Linked DNA regions of Homo sapiens: all the other regions are linked to region 1. The links are chromatin contacts, found by Hi-C or POLR2A ChIA-PET in ENCODE. All regions are on one chromosome and are shown on one strand. Each heading gives the region's core, a stretch centred on a gene start or an enhancer-like site at or near the end of the contact. The rest is flanking DNA. Distances are from core to core; before and after follow the strand shown.

Region 1 (3,532 bases), core at 904-3,403:
AGCTCTGCCCACCACTTCAGCTTCTACCCTTTCCCACTTGCCCTCTGTGCATCAGAGCTGGCTCTGTACAAGTTCTGACTTTGACCTGGAATATTTTTCCTATCTGTGTGTGTCCCCACTCCCCTGCCTCATACTTAGTATCCTCACTTTAAAATATCATCTTGATTTATCATTCATTCTTTACTTAAACAACAAATATTTGCTTACTGCCTACAATACGCCAGGCATGGGGGAATGAAGTGATTGAATGAGACGGACCAGGACCGTTTTCATGGAACTTACTTTCCAAAGGGGAGGCAGATAATAAACAAATGACCACGATCAGTTCAGATCATGATTAAGTGTGTGTGGAAAATAAAACAGGGTCTTGTGTTAGTGTGATCCCCTGAGAAGGTGTCGTTTAGGCTGAGATTTGAATGATGAAAAGCCAGAAATAGGGTAGGTCAGTAGTATGTGCCCTAATTATGATAATGAGGTTGGTGAGTTCAAAAAACAGAAAACAAAACAAAACAAACAAGCAAACAAAAAAACCAGTGTGCTGGAATGAAATAGACAGAAAAGGACTAGTGCGTGAGTAGGTGATCAGACAACTAGAACCTAATAGGCCAAGATAAGAAGTTGGACCGAGGGCAGTGGCTCACGCCTGTAATCCCAGCACTTCAGGAGGCCAAGGCGGGCGGATCACGAGGTCAGGAGATCGAGACCATCCTGGCTAACACAGTGAAACCTCATCTCTACTAAAAAAATACAAAAAATCAGCCGGGCGTGGTGGCGGGCGCCTGTAGTCCCAGCTACTCAGGAGGCTGAGGCAGGAGAATGGCGTGAACCCGGGAGGCGGAACTTGCAGTGAGCCCAGATCGCGCCACTGCACTCCAGCCTGGGTGACAGAGCGAGACTCCGTCTCAAAAACAAAACAAAACAAAACAAAACAAAACAAAATAAAAAAATGAAGTTTGGACTTCTAAGTATTAGCTTGGTGCAAAAGTAACAGATTTTGCCATTACTTTTAACAGCCAAAATTGCCATTACTTTTGCACCAACCTAATACAATGGGGAGTGAGCAATGAGCTCTGGATAGGGCAGTGAAATTATCTGATTTAGGTTTTTAGAAAGTCATTTCCACAGAGAAGTATTCCTGGATCCCCCAGGTTGGGTTACGACTCACCACTAGATATGTGGTACACCCTATAATTCTGCTATCATGATATTCACCAGTGGAGTGTATTTGCTTGTTTAATGTCTATATTCCCTGCTAAACTGGAAATTCGACTAGGGTAGGAACTATGTCTCGTTCTCTTTCAAACCTTCCACACATAGGAGGCTTTGCATAAAATGAGGTAAATGGAGGAATAGCTCTTACCACCTGTTCTATAATTGTCTAAGGGTTTTCCCCCCAACAGGAGATTCTGAGGGCAGGATCACATCTGATTCATGGTCAGCCTGACTCATACGGGGCACATATTTAGGAACCAAAAACATAACTGACTTCAAGAAACTCAAGGGCTGGTAAAGACAGACCAGTCATCAGCGTCACAGGACAGGGTAGGGTGAGGGCACAGTGGCTAAGTTACTTATCCCCTCTGAGCCTCGATTCCCCATCTGCAAAATGGGGTTGACATTACTTCATGGGACCACTGTGAGGTTCAAATGAGATGATCCACTTAAAGTGCTTGGAGCAGTACTCAGCAAACTGAGCACTAGGCGAAAGCCAGCTTTCATTACAAGCAGAATGTTCTGACTGAGGGCAGTTCAGAGAGGAGTTTCTGGACGAGATGAGCATGCAAGGCTTGGTACCCAGTGAACTCTGTTAGTACTAATTTATAGTGACAATAATTACAATTTGGATGTCGGATCTGCTGACACTCATTTGCGTATATCGTCCCGTTCATCTGTCACTGCACATGTGAAAAAACGGAGGCTCGGCAAAACTGTCTCCCGAGCAGCTCGCAGAGGCTGCGAGGGGCCTGCGGGCTAGGCTGGGGTAAGACAGAGGACCTCCATTTAACCTCATGTAATCCGGGGAGCTCCTGAGCTTCTGGTCCAACCTGCGGCCTAAGCAGTAACATTCACAGCCACCCCACCCCGGGAAAGGAACCGATCTCACGCACCTTCCATAAGGTCCACAGATATCCGTAGAAGGAGACGCGAAGCCCCGCCCACCCCACCGGAAACGCATTTGCGTCACGTCCGCCCCGCCCGCTGCCACTTGTGGCTCTGCCGCTCTAGCCCCCGGCGGAGCCAGCTGCTGCTCTTCGGTGCTGGCCCCGGTGCCGGCCCCGTTGCCCAGGGAACAGGCTCCCGGCAGCCCCCGCGGCCCGGAGTCCATCCCGCCTCCTCCGGCCCGGCGGGGCCGACGAGTCCGGAGGGGCTGCCGCGGGAGGTGAGTCCGGCGACGCCGCAAGCGGCCCCGACGCCCCCGACGCCCCCGACGCCTGGCCCCGAGCCCCTCCTCGGCCTCCCCCGGGCCACTCTTCCCTTGCCTCAGCCCCGCAGGGTCTCCATGCCCGTCCGCCCCGTCTCCCTCGCCCGCGGTCTCGCCCGCGCGGAGTGGCGGACACTAAATGCCACAACACACGGAGCGCCTGGCTCGCCGCCCGCAGAATCCGGCGGTCCGCAGCGGGGAACAGGGGCCGCCCGCCCCTCCTCAGGCCTCCGCTGCGCGTCCCGCGCCCTCGGCCCCCGGCCCCACCCTGCATCCCGGCTGCCGGTCTGGCCGCGGGCTCTGCTCCTTCGCCTTAAGATTGACGTCGTGTTCTGTCCCCCACTCGCAGCCCGCGTCCCTTACATCCGCCCACCGGCGCCTGGCCCCAGGCCTTGACACTCATCCAGTTGGTGTTCAGTGTTCGATGAGTGGATAAGTGAATGACTCCTTTCCCAATCCTATTTGAAGGCATGGGAGGCAGAATAGGTAGTAAGTGTTAAAGGATGGGGTGTCCTGGAGTCAGAGCCGGGCAGGTCCCAGCGGCCCCTTCCTAGCTCTGTGCTGGGGCAAGTGCCCTACCTCACTCCGCTCCAGTTTCATCACCAGTGGAATGGAGATGAGAATAGTTTCTACCTCTGGCTTGGTAAGAGGATTAAATGGGTCAGTGCATGTAAAGTTAAGCACGGTGCCTGCCGCTGTACATTTCAGTAAAGGGGAGCCCCTGCTGTCATCTGTGCTAGCCTGCGTTCTCGCCCTCTAGTCCCTTCTGATATGTCTCTGACTTCTCATGACTTTAGTTTCTCCTTCTCTACCTCCATTTCTCTTCCCTGCACTTTTTTCTTCCTCTCTTATTGGGATTCAGGAATTTTATTCTGTTCTGTGACTTATGTTCCATGTGTTGGCAGAATGTGGGATACCAGCCTGGGTGCATCCTTTTCTCATCTATTGGAGTGACCAGTTGCACTTGTGGACTGCCTCCTTGCAGCCAAGGTCTTGTAGACAGAGTTCTGGGAAATCTCAAAACGCAAATCCCAGGCATAGGTAGAATCTGGGAATGAAGCCACTGTAGCTCCTTGTGATCACCAGCGATTCCTGGTCTTTTAGGCTGCA
Region 2 (3,210 bases), core at 435-2,934, 340 kb before region 1:
CTCTACAAAAAATAGGTGGGCGTGGTGGTGCATGCTTGTAATGTCAGCTTCCCAGGAGGCTGAGGTGGGAGAGTTGCTTGAACCTGGAGGCAGAGCTTACGATGAGCCATGATTGTGCCACTGCACCAGCCTGGGTGACAGAGTGAGACTCTACCTCAAAATAAAATGAGAAGTTTATTGAAATAAAGATTGGACTTTATTCAGAGATGTTATTGAGCCGAGAGACTTTCTCCAAGGTCTGTCATCAAAGTCACTTTTCTATGCAGGTGCTAAGACTGCTGACATTTCCATGCTTAATCATTATCCTATGCATGTGTATGTATGTGTATATGATGAAAATAGAGCCATACAGTTTCTAAATGTATATAAAGGCTGCATATCTGCCAGATTGCTCTCAAGATGGTTGGACCAGCTACGCCTCCACCAGCAGCACCCGCTTCCCTGTATTCTGCAACATTTAAAAAATAGTCATTAACAAAAATGTCTTTGCCCATTTGGTGAGAAATGACTCTCGTTGCTATTTGCATTTCTCTGTTGAGCCTCCCATGGAGCCGCTGGCTGCGGGGGATGAGTGGGAGCCGCCAACTGCCCTGCTGTGTCTCCCTCGCTCTTCATGCTTTGGGACAGCTTTCTTGTCATAGGTGGCAGATGCTTTTTCCCAGTATTTAATTTGCTTTTAAGTATTTTCAGAAGGATTTTTTGTAGTTTCATTGTTTAAATATTTAAATCGTTAAATATAATGTATTTCAGCATAAAGTGAGCAGCTTGAATCTAACTTTGTTCTGGACAGTTATTTATCCAATTGTTCCAACATTGTTTACTCATTTGGAGACGGAGTCTCACTCTGTCGCCAAGGCTGGAATGCAGTGGCGCAGTCTCGGCTCACTGCAACCTCCGCCTCCTGGGTTCAAGCGATTCTTCTGCCTCAGCCTCCCTAGTAGCTGGGACTACAGGCACCCACCACCATGTCCAGCTATCTTCTTAAATATTTCAGGGTCTAGGTTCTTTAATGTAAACATGTTTTGCCACATTTTACCTTTTGACCACTTCTCTGTGTCTTAAGATATTTACGTGTACCTTCCATTTTTCTCATTGCCATAGGAGAGATTCACCCAGGATACACAACCTCACTATATCTATTCACCCCGTGAAATGACTAGGTGGGTGAGAGGCATCTTTGAAGCGCTGAGACCTCTGGAGACCCTGCCTGTTGAAGGCCTCATTCGGATTTGGGCACATGAAGCTCTGCGTCTCTTCCAAGATAGGTAAGGGAAGCCGAGGATCCAGTTGGTCCCATTCTCCCCTGCTCTGAGTTCTTACAGCTGTCGAAGCTGGGGTCTTTGCAGGGGTGGTCTGCCTAAGTTAGAGCCAGGTGGTGCCAGTGGTGGAAGGAGCAGAGTCAGCCAGGGCAGCCTCCCGTCTGGACACTGGTCACAGTTGCCCCAGGGTAACAAAGTCACAGTGCGCTGAATGCACCGGCTGGCCCACCACTGTCTGCTTACACAAGGCACTTTCATAAACCTTGTGGCTGTGAACAGGGTACTTTTTTTTTTAAAGATACATCATAGAAGTCAAAAAACGGGGCACTTTAATAAACCTTTTAAACTGTCAGGTGGGACCACAAAAGGTAGCAGCTGCCTGTGATAACCTTACCAGAGCACGGGTTCACTGCTGAGTTAAAAGGTCTCCCAACAACTGCCCAGTGTGCGTGTTCCGTAACCACCACCCCTCTTCCTGTTTCTCAGTCTGTGTTCTCATCAAAGGCTTTGCAGCTGCAGCTCTGGGGCACTGGTTTTCTCTTTTACCTGTTGCCCACTTGGATCAATTCTTGTCTTGTAAGTTTTGAGTTTTTCTAGTTAAGTGACCAATACTTAAGGGAAAAAATTGCTAACGGATGACTGATCGGCATCAACTGTGGAAGGTTTTGTGGTTTGAATTGCAGTAAGATGACTTGGCAGATGGTTCCCTCCAGACTAAGAAATGCTTAAGTGTTTGGCAGCTGTGCCTCTGGACCAGGTGTCATCCTGCAGTTTTTCCTGTCATTACTGTACAAGGAGTCTCAGAATACTGCCTAGTTGTAATCACTGGGTTTCCAACCCGAGTCCTTGGCATTCTTGGGCAACACCGGGTACATTACTGACAGCCACTGTAAGAGATGAGCAGGCAAGGCAGAGTGCAGAGTATGTTGGCTGTGGCAGCCCTGTTTTTATTTCTTATTGGAGTTCTGCTGCTTTTTAAACAGTCTTTTGTTATTGTTGCTATGTCAGCTACCTTCACTCTCCCCTTTTCAATTAAAAAAAAATTGGCTGGGCATAGTGGTTCACATCTATAATCCCAGCACTTTGGAAGGTCGAGGCAGGAGGATCATTGAGCCCAGGAGTTCAAGGCCAGCCTGACCAACATAGTGAGACCCCCATCTCTACAAAAAATAAAAAATTAGCCAGGTGTGGTGACGTGTACCTGTAGTCCCAGCTACTTGGGAGGCTGAGACAGGAAGATCGATTGAGCCTGGGAGGCTGCAGCTACAGTGAGCCATGATCGTGCCACTGCATTCCAGCCTGAGTGACAGAGCAAGACCCTGTCTCCCACAATATAGTTTTCACAGATTTCTAGTACCACAGAGAATTTTGTTTAAATTCAAATGTCGCAACAGCAGTTGTGCTTACAAATTCAGATTGGCTTCAGTAAGTATATACCTGCCTTCACTAGACCCTCACCTGGTAGCCTGCATAGGAGATCTTACAGTCAGCTTCTCAAAAGGTCCTCACACAGCAGCGCAGTCACAGTCTCGCCTGCTTGCCTTGTAGTAAGTCTTACACCTCTAAAACTACACACATCACAGTTCCCATTTCTTTTTTCTTTTTCTTTTTTTTTTTTTTTTTTTTGAGACAAGAGTCTCGCTTTGTCACCCAGGCTAGAGTGCAATGGCATGATCTCAGCTCACTGCAATCTCCGTCTCCTGGGTTCAAAGCAATTCTTGTGCCCCAGCCCCCAGAGTAGCTGGGATTACAGACATGTGCCACCACGCCTGGCTGATTTTTATATTTTTAGTAGAGACAGGGTTTCACCACATTGGCCAGGCTAGTCTTGAACTCCTGACTTAAAGTGATCCGCCTGCCTCTGCCCTCCCAGAGTGCTGGGATTACAGCTTGAGACCAGCATAGCGAAACCCCATCTCTACTAAAAATACAAAAATTAGCTGGGCATGGT
Region 3 (3,539 bases), core at 842-3,341, 410 kb before region 1:
CAGAATTCTACATCCAGCCTCTGTTCTGGCTGTTCTCTTTCCGCCTCTGGCTGCCCAACTCCCTCCTGCCCTTGCACCCCTAACATTAACAGCCAGAGGGATCTTACAAAAACACCCATCTGATCCATTCCGAACACTGCCTAGCAACCACCATTCCGGAAATCAAATCGCTGCCCCGGCTACCTTCTCTCCTCTTGTGACAGGTCAAATCTTACCCAGGAGCCTTCCAACGTGCTATTTCACATCTTGCCCTGACTTGGCTTTTTTTTTTTTTTTTTTTTTTCCCCCGAGACAGAGTTGCGTCTTGCTCTGTCGCCCACGCTGGAGTACAGTGGCTCCATCTCGGTTCACTGCAACCTCCGCCTCTCGGGTTCAAGCGATTCTTCTCCCTCAGCCTCCCAAGTAGCTGGGATTACAGGCACCCGACACCACGCCCGACTAATTTTTGTGTTTTTAGTAGAAATGGGGTTTCACCATGTTGGCCAGGCTGGTTTTGAACTCCAGACCTCGTGACCCACCTGCCTCGGCCGCCCAAAGTGCTGGGATTACAGGCGTGAGCCACCGCGCCCAGCCCTGACCTAGCTATTGACTGCTTATCCTGGAGTCTAGGATCTCTCTGGTGCCAGATCTGAGACGCCCGCAGCCTCTCCCCTATCTCCAACCTGTCTCCCCCGCTAGATCGTGAGCTCTGTGGGAACATTGCCCAGGCTTGTCTTGTTCACCAACGTGCTTCCAGTGCCTGGCACTGTGCTCAACCCCTCCACGCCCTCGCTCAAACTCAATCGATGTTTGATAGAAAGATGAAGAGAGATTTGTTCGGTCAGAGAGAACAGCATGATGACAGAAGGAAGGCGTACAATCAAAAGCTGTGTGCAGGGCCAGGAGCGGTGGCTCACGTACTCCCAGCACTTTGGAAGGCCTAGGCGGGAGGATCACTTGAGCTCAGGAATTCAAGACCACCCTGGGCAACATGGCGAAACCCCGTCTCTACAAAAAATACAAAAACTAGGCCGGGCGCAGTGGCTCGCGCCTGTAATCCCAGCACTTTTAGGAGGCCGAGGCAGTCAGGAGTTCGAGACCAGCCTGGCCAACATGGTGAAACCCCGTTTCTACTAAAAATACAAAAATTAGCCGGGTGTGGTGGCGAGCGCCTATAATCCCAGCTACTCGGGAGGCTGAGGCAGGAAAATCGCTTGAACCTGGGAGGCGGAGGTTGCAGTAAGCCGAGATGGCGCCACTGCACTCCAGCCTGGGCGACAGAGCAAGACTCCGTCTCAAGAAAAAAAAAAAAAGAAAAAAACCACTAGCCGGGCGTGGTGACGCAGGCCTGTAGTCCCAGCTGTTCGGGAGGCTGAGGCAGGAGGGTCGCTTGAGCCCGTGAGCCGAGATCGCGCCACTGCACTCCAGCCTGGGCGACAGAGCGAGACCCTGTCTCAAAAATTAAATAAATAAATAAATAAATAAATAAAGGTGTGTGCAGGTAACAGCAAGTAGTCTTAAAAGAGTAGACCGAGGTGTGTGCAGAGGGCAACAGTTGGGATATTTGCCTCTGTCTAATTAGCACCTTTGGACATTTGCGTCAGGCTCTGTGCTGACAAAGAGCGCACTGACGACCACAGTAGGGCCCTGCCAGTCCTGTGATGGCACCCAGCATTTAAGTGTGACAGAAGCCACCCACAACAAGCTACATACTGCATATAATTTAAGGGGGTCACGGCCCCGGAAGCCCAGCCATGGACCACGGTTTAAGTACCCCTAGTCCAGCTGGAACAATAAACATGAAATGAGTGCCTGGCTTGGAATGCAAGCCAGGCCGTGACAGAAATGAGGAAGGAGCCGATGGTTTCAGAGGCTGTCGCGAGGAGAGGGCCTTAGAGGCAGGCGGGGGACGACAGCGGACCTAAACTTCTGGGCCCAGGAGAAGTTCGTTCTTTCCTCCAGGATACCTGGAGCCGAGTGCAGGATCTCAGCGAGAAATGCCCCAATCTCAAGGGCGGCACCGAGAGGTGACGCAAGCGGCGCGCGAGGTTGCGTCAATGCAGGACCGCCCCGCCTCCGGCCTGTGCATTGTGGGACCTAAGGGCACCTGTCAGACGCCCAATCTCGCGAGTGAGCGAGATTCACGCGGAACGCAGAGGTGAGAACGGGGAAGGCCCTCCTCAGCAGGAGTCCCGCCCCCTGAAGGGCATGGGCCAATCACAATGCCTCTCCTTCCTGGCCGCTGGGATTGGTCCGAGGGTGCACATGACCGGACTGCGGGACATGTGACCGTGCCGATCTAGGTCGTGTGACCCGTCTGGTGTAGTCCTGGAACAAGGGTTTTGCTGCGGAGGGAAACGGCCAGAGACCTCGATCTAAGACCGGGGTTTGGAGACTGGCGGGCCTCGGAACAGCAGAGCTAGCGGACTTCCGGTCTGGCCCTCTGCTCACGGCCGAGGGCAAGGCGGGTTAGGTCACTTGCTGAGGAAAGAGCTCAATATGTCACGTGTTCCTCTCCCAATGACGTGGACCTCAGTTCCCTCTCCAGTGAAGTGGGCACAGTGTTGCCCGAAAAAGGGTGCTCTGGGGCTTGCCTGAGACGGGACGCGTGGAAATGCCCTGCCGAATATGAATGGGGCGATGGCCTCGCGGGACGGAGCAGCCCAGGAAAGCTGACCGTGGGCTGGGTTGTGGAGCGGAGCCCCAGGGCCTCGGCTGACTTAGCGGCCAGTCGTACATAGTGGGTATGCGGCGGGCCCGACGCCAGTCGTTGTGGACCACTGACTTGTAATCTTTACGACCTCAGTGAGGGTCAGAAGTGTCCGCGAGCCCTGTAGGCGAGGAGAGGCCTGGCTGAGGGCGCACAGCCTGGAAGGGGAGAAACTAGAGCTGGACTCTGCTTGACCCACAGACCCTCCGCCAGGTTGCCTTTGCGAGGCAAGAAGCGAAGGTTGGCGAGCCAGCTGGGAGTACCCACCCCCTCCATGCCTGGTGGAGTCACCCAAGCCCCAGCGACACCCCGGCCTGCCCAAGGTACTGGTGACCCTGGAGGCCGGGGCCCTGGCTTCTCAGTCAGGGTCTCCTCCCCATGGCGGCAGAGCTGTCTGGCGTTTTGAGCCCTTTACACCAGGGGCAAGAGGGCTGCAGGCCAGAGCCAGCAAAAGAGAAGAAGCAGAGGGAATGAGAAACCTAGAAGGTGGAACGGGAAGGAGGGAGTGAAATGGGCAAAGGCCTCCAAAAAAAACAACTTCCGCCTCCTAAGTTTAGTGCATTTAACTCTATAAATATCTATTGAACACCTACTGGATGCCAGGCACTTTTCTAGGCACTGGGCAGCTAGCATTAAACAGAAGGCAGAAACCCCTGCCTTCAACAAAATCTATGCTGTGTTGAATAAGTGATACAGGGAAAAGCTAAAGATGGGGAGAGAGGTGGGAAGGGTATAGAGGATGGGAAGAAATTTACAAAAGAGGCAGGGAGGGCTTTACTGAGAAGGTGACGATGAAGGAAGTGAAGGAAGGGCATTGCAGGCCAGGGGCTCATCGTGTGCAAGGGCCCTG
Region 4 (3,449 bases), core at 408-2,907, 300 kb before region 1:
ATGGCGTGAACCCGAGAGGCGGAGCTTGCAGTGAGCCGAGATCGCGACACTGCACTCCAGCCTGGGAGACAGCGAGACTACGTCTCAGGAAAAAAAAAAAAAAGACCAGCCTGACCAACATGGTAAAACCCCATCTTTACTAAAAATACAAAATTAGCCGGGCGTGGTGGCATGCGCCTGTAATCCCAGCTACTCAGGAGGCTGAGGCAGGAAAATCACTTGAACCCAGGAGGTGGAGGTTGCGGTGAGCCGAGATCATGCCATTGCACACCAGTCTGGACGACAACAGCGAATAAAGAAAAAAAAAGACATTATCTAAGAGACATGTTGTTCCTTCCACTTGAAGTTAGGAAGAGCAAGTGCCACTCACGATGCCAGTACTCAGTGAAGAAGGGGAGAGGCATCAGTCCGGACTAGAGGCATCTTTAGTCAAACATTTAAGGACCCACGATAGGCAAAAGACCAGGCTAGACAAAAAATCATCTAGTATTCAATTTGGGTTGCCACAACTTCAGTCATTTCAGAGTGACATTTCCAAAACGTAGAAATACTCCAACTTGTAGGGAAAACAGATAAAAGAGGTGGGGGGTAGTTTGAATGCAACTATGGTCTCATTTTTCCAAAGGTATCATCCTTCAACTTCATAGCTTAGTTTTAGAATGCAGTTTGTTTTTTTGTTTGTTTTTGAGATGGAGTCACGCTCTGTAGCCCAGGCTGGAGTCACGCTGTGTAGCCCAGGCTGGAGTGCAGTGGCCCAATCTCAGCTCACTGCAACCTCTGCCACCTGGGTTCCAGCAAGTCTTCTGCCTCAGCCTCCCAAGTAGCTGAGATTACAGGTGTCCGCCACCATGCCAGCTAATTTTTGTATTTTTAGTAGAGATGGGGTTTCACCATGTGGGCCAGGCTGGTCTCGAACTCCTGACCTCAGATGATCCGCCCACCTCAGCCTCCCAAAGTGCTGCGATTACAGGCGTAAGCCATTGTGCTGGCCTTTTTTTTTTTTATTTAAAAGAGATGGAGGCATCTCACTATATTGCCCAGGTTGGCCTTGAAACCCTGGGCTCAAGGGATCTGCTCACCTCAGCCTCCTAAGTAGCTGGGACTACAGGTAGGCACCACCGCCCCGGCAAAACTGACATTTTAAAATGGAAACATTAAGCTGAGTTGGTGGCTCACACCTATAATTCCAGCACTTTGGGAGGCTGAGGCGGGCAGATCATCTGAGGTCAGGAGTTTGAGACCAGCCTAGCCAACATGGTGAAACCTCGTCTCCACTAAAAATAAAAAAAAAAAAAAAACAAATTAGCCGGTCGTGGTGGCGCATGCCTGTGATTCCAGCTACTCGGGAGGCTGAGGCAGGAGAATCGCTGGAACCTGGGAGGCGGAGGTTGCGGTGAGCTGATATCGCGCCACTGCACTCCAGCCTGGGCGACAGAGCTAAACTCCTTCTCAAAAAAATAAAATAAAAATAAAAATAAATAAAGAAAGAAAGAAAAGAAAATAGAATGGAAACGTTAGGGAGTAGCAAAGCAACTCTGACCAGCCCTCGGTTCCGCCCCTTGTTAGTGTGGGCCCCACCCCTGGCCGTTTTGGCCCCGCCCCCGCGTCCACGCCGCCGGCTCCCAACTTCATAAGCTGTGACGATTAAGTAGTATGAAAAACCCAACAGCAAAACACAAATGGAACACCAGAGGGTGCATTTGTCACCAGACATCTTCTGGAGTCTTTTGCTAATTGCACATACCACTGCCAGATGGCAAAGGATCAGTACAGGTTTCCTCATGAACGCCTTTAACATTTTAGTTTGTAAATGCAATTGTCTGATGCATTAGTAAAATGCTGGATAATAGCAAAACATTAATAATAATAATAATAATTAAATGCTTGTCAACCAGGCAGTAAGAGGACAAAGATGACAGGCCAGGGCTTTCCCCAGACAGCCCAAAGCCTCAGGCACGCTGGTGGCCTCCCTCCCCAAGAATGGACTGACCGGATTCCTGGAGCCACCAGCCCTGTCACCCCGCCCCTGCAGCCACGCCTGGGGGAGCGGCGGCCGGTAGGGCCGGGCGGCTGCGAGGCCAGAAACGCCTCCAAGAGCTCCTACCTGGGGTCCAGAAGGTAGTCTGGGGAGCAAGCTCCGGAGAGACGAGCGGGGGAGACTGGGGTCCCAGCAGACGCAGAATGGTCTCTCCACAAAGAGGGGTTAGCAAATGTACTCTCCAGACCTGTCCCCACCCTCCACACCGTCAAAGAGCAAAGAGAAAATCTTCCAGGCCCCCACTCCAGGCATGGTGGGTGCGTCAGGATTCAGAACAGATGACCTCTGCCTTGACCTCCAGGCTGCCCTCAGGTTCAGACCAGGGCTTAACTCAATGCCGCATTTCTGCCTCAAAGGAAAAACGTGGTTCAGAAGTTCCCACTTAACAATATTTAACAATTCACCAATAGTTTTAGTTCAAAACCAGATATCCTTTCCTTGAAATGTGTTGTGAAAGATTTCTCAAGCTCCTTCTCCCCAGCGTGGTTCCTAAGAGCCTTAGCGTGAGCTGAGACTCAGACCCCTTCATTCCCGGGCAATACTGAAATGCTCTCGGTTTCCAGGGCGCTGCATCTTTACTCCTCCACCCACCTGCAACGGTGATCTGGTTTAGGCGTTCAGTATCTGAGCACCTTCTCTGGATCAGGCACCAGGGAAAGCAGGAAGCCCTAGAGGGCCGTAGAGGCCCGTTTTCCCAGGATGAACACACACTTCTTTCTTTTTCTTTCTTTTTTTTTTTTCTTTTTTGAGACAGTCTCACTCCATTGCCCAGGCTAAAGTGCAGTGGTATTATCTCGGCTCACTGCAACCTCTGCCTCCCAGATTCAAACGATTCTCCTGCCTCAGCCTCCCAAGTAGCTGGGATTACGGGTGCATGCCACCTCGCCCGGCTAATTTTTTTTTTTTTGAGATGGAGTTTTGCTCTTGTTGCCCAGGCATGGCGTGTAGTGGCGCGATCTCGACTCACCGCAACCTCCCCCTCCTGGGTTCAAGTGATTATCTCACCTCAGCCTCCCGAGTAGCTGGGATTACAGGCACCTGCCACCACGTGTAATGCCCAACCCTGTTTTTACTAACCCTGTTCTTAGACTCTCCCTTTCCTTTAATCACCTAGCCTTGTTTCCACCTGAATTGACTCTCAGCTAAGAGAGCCAGACAGACTCCATCTTGGCTCTTTCACTGGCAGCCCCTTCCTCAAGGACTTAACTTGTGCAAGCTGACTCCCAGCACATCCAAGGATGCAACTAACTGATAAGATAGTGTGGTGATCAATATCCACAGTTCCCAGGAATTCATCCAATTGATAACGCCCAAAGCCCCGCGTCTATCACCTTGTAATAGTCTTAAAGCCCCTGCACCTGGAACTGTTTACTTTCCTGTAACCATTTATCCTTTTAACTTTTTTGTCTAC

The links. A loop is a pair of places that touch in the nucleus more often than their neighbours do. ChIA-PET counts read pairs that join two places held with the same protein, here RNA polymerase II (POLR2A). Pooled maps may share reads with other maps.
Region 2: a loop to region 1 is called in a pooled map, with 6 times the contacts of the local background. The contact joins the enhancer-like site here to the promoter of CINP in region 1. A Hi-C loop is called at or near these places in 4 of 50 pooled maps. POLR2A ChIA-PET finds 5 or more read pairs at or near these places in 2 of 52 experiments (AG04449 and activated CD4-positive, alpha-beta T cell).
Region 3: a map of CD8-positive, alpha-beta T cell shows a loop between it and region 1 (21-fold over the local background). The contact joins the enhancer-like site here to the promoter of CINP in region 1. A Hi-C loop is called at or near these places in 4 of 168 maps with a recorded cell type or tissue (CD8-positive, alpha-beta T cell and naive thymus-derived CD4-positive, alpha-beta T cell), 1 of 37 single-sample maps with no recorded cell type and 14 of 50 pooled maps. POLR2A ChIA-PET finds 5 or more read pairs at or near these places in 4 of 52 experiments (CD4-positive, alpha-beta memory T cell, MCF 10A, PC-9 and 1 more).
Region 4: a loop to region 1 is called in a pooled map, with 4 times the contacts of the local background. The contact joins the enhancer-like site here to the promoter of CINP in region 1. A Hi-C loop is called at or near these places in 2 of 50 pooled maps. POLR2A ChIA-PET finds 5 or more read pairs at or near these places in 4 of 52 experiments (A673, K562, activated CD4-positive, alpha-beta T cell and 1 more).

What each region holds. Positions count from the first base shown.
Region 1 is chr14:102,360,737-102,364,268 of GRCh38, forward strand. It overlaps CINP (cyclin dependent kinase 2 interacting protein), which reads right to left and starts at 2,154. Exons shown (of 5, transcript NM_032630.3): 1 at 2,109-2,154. The coding sequence starts at 2,115. TECPR2 (tectonin beta-propeller repeat containing 2) reads left to right here and starts at 2,205. Exons shown (of 20, transcript NM_014844.5): 1 at 2,205-2,380. RefSeq lists silencers at 2,199-2,608, 2,649-2,738.
Region 2 is chr14:102,018,792-102,022,001 of GRCh38, forward strand. It overlaps DYNC1H1 (dynein cytoplasmic 1 heavy chain 1), which reads left to right. Exons shown (of 78, transcript NM_001376.5): 42 at 1,102-1,265. Among named protein-coding and RNA genes, the nearest start is that of DYNC1H1, 56 kb to the left of the region's middle. Within about 2 kb of position 1,685, at least 3 of the 41 ENCODE cell types and tissues checked have a DNase peak (open chromatin) inside an H3K27ac peak, as active enhancers do.
Region 3 is chr14:101,946,065-101,949,603 of GRCh38, forward strand. No RefSeq gene overlaps it. Among named protein-coding and RNA genes, the nearest start is that of DYNC1H1, 17 kb to the right of the region's middle. RefSeq lists enhancers at 1-213, 1,536-2,197, 1,902-2,021, 2,322-2,511. Within about 2 kb of position 2,092, at least 33 of the 41 ENCODE cell types and tissues checked have a DNase peak (open chromatin) inside an H3K27ac peak, as active enhancers do; they include CD8-positive, alpha-beta T cell and PC-9, where a contact is called at or near this core.
Region 4 is chr14:102,061,639-102,065,087 of GRCh38, forward strand. No RefSeq gene overlaps it. Among named protein-coding and RNA genes, the nearest start is that of HSP90AA1, 24 kb to the right of the region's middle. RefSeq lists an enhancer at 2,443-3,330. Within about 2 kb of position 1,658, at least 9 of the 41 ENCODE cell types and tissues checked have a DNase peak (open chromatin) inside an H3K27ac peak, as active enhancers do.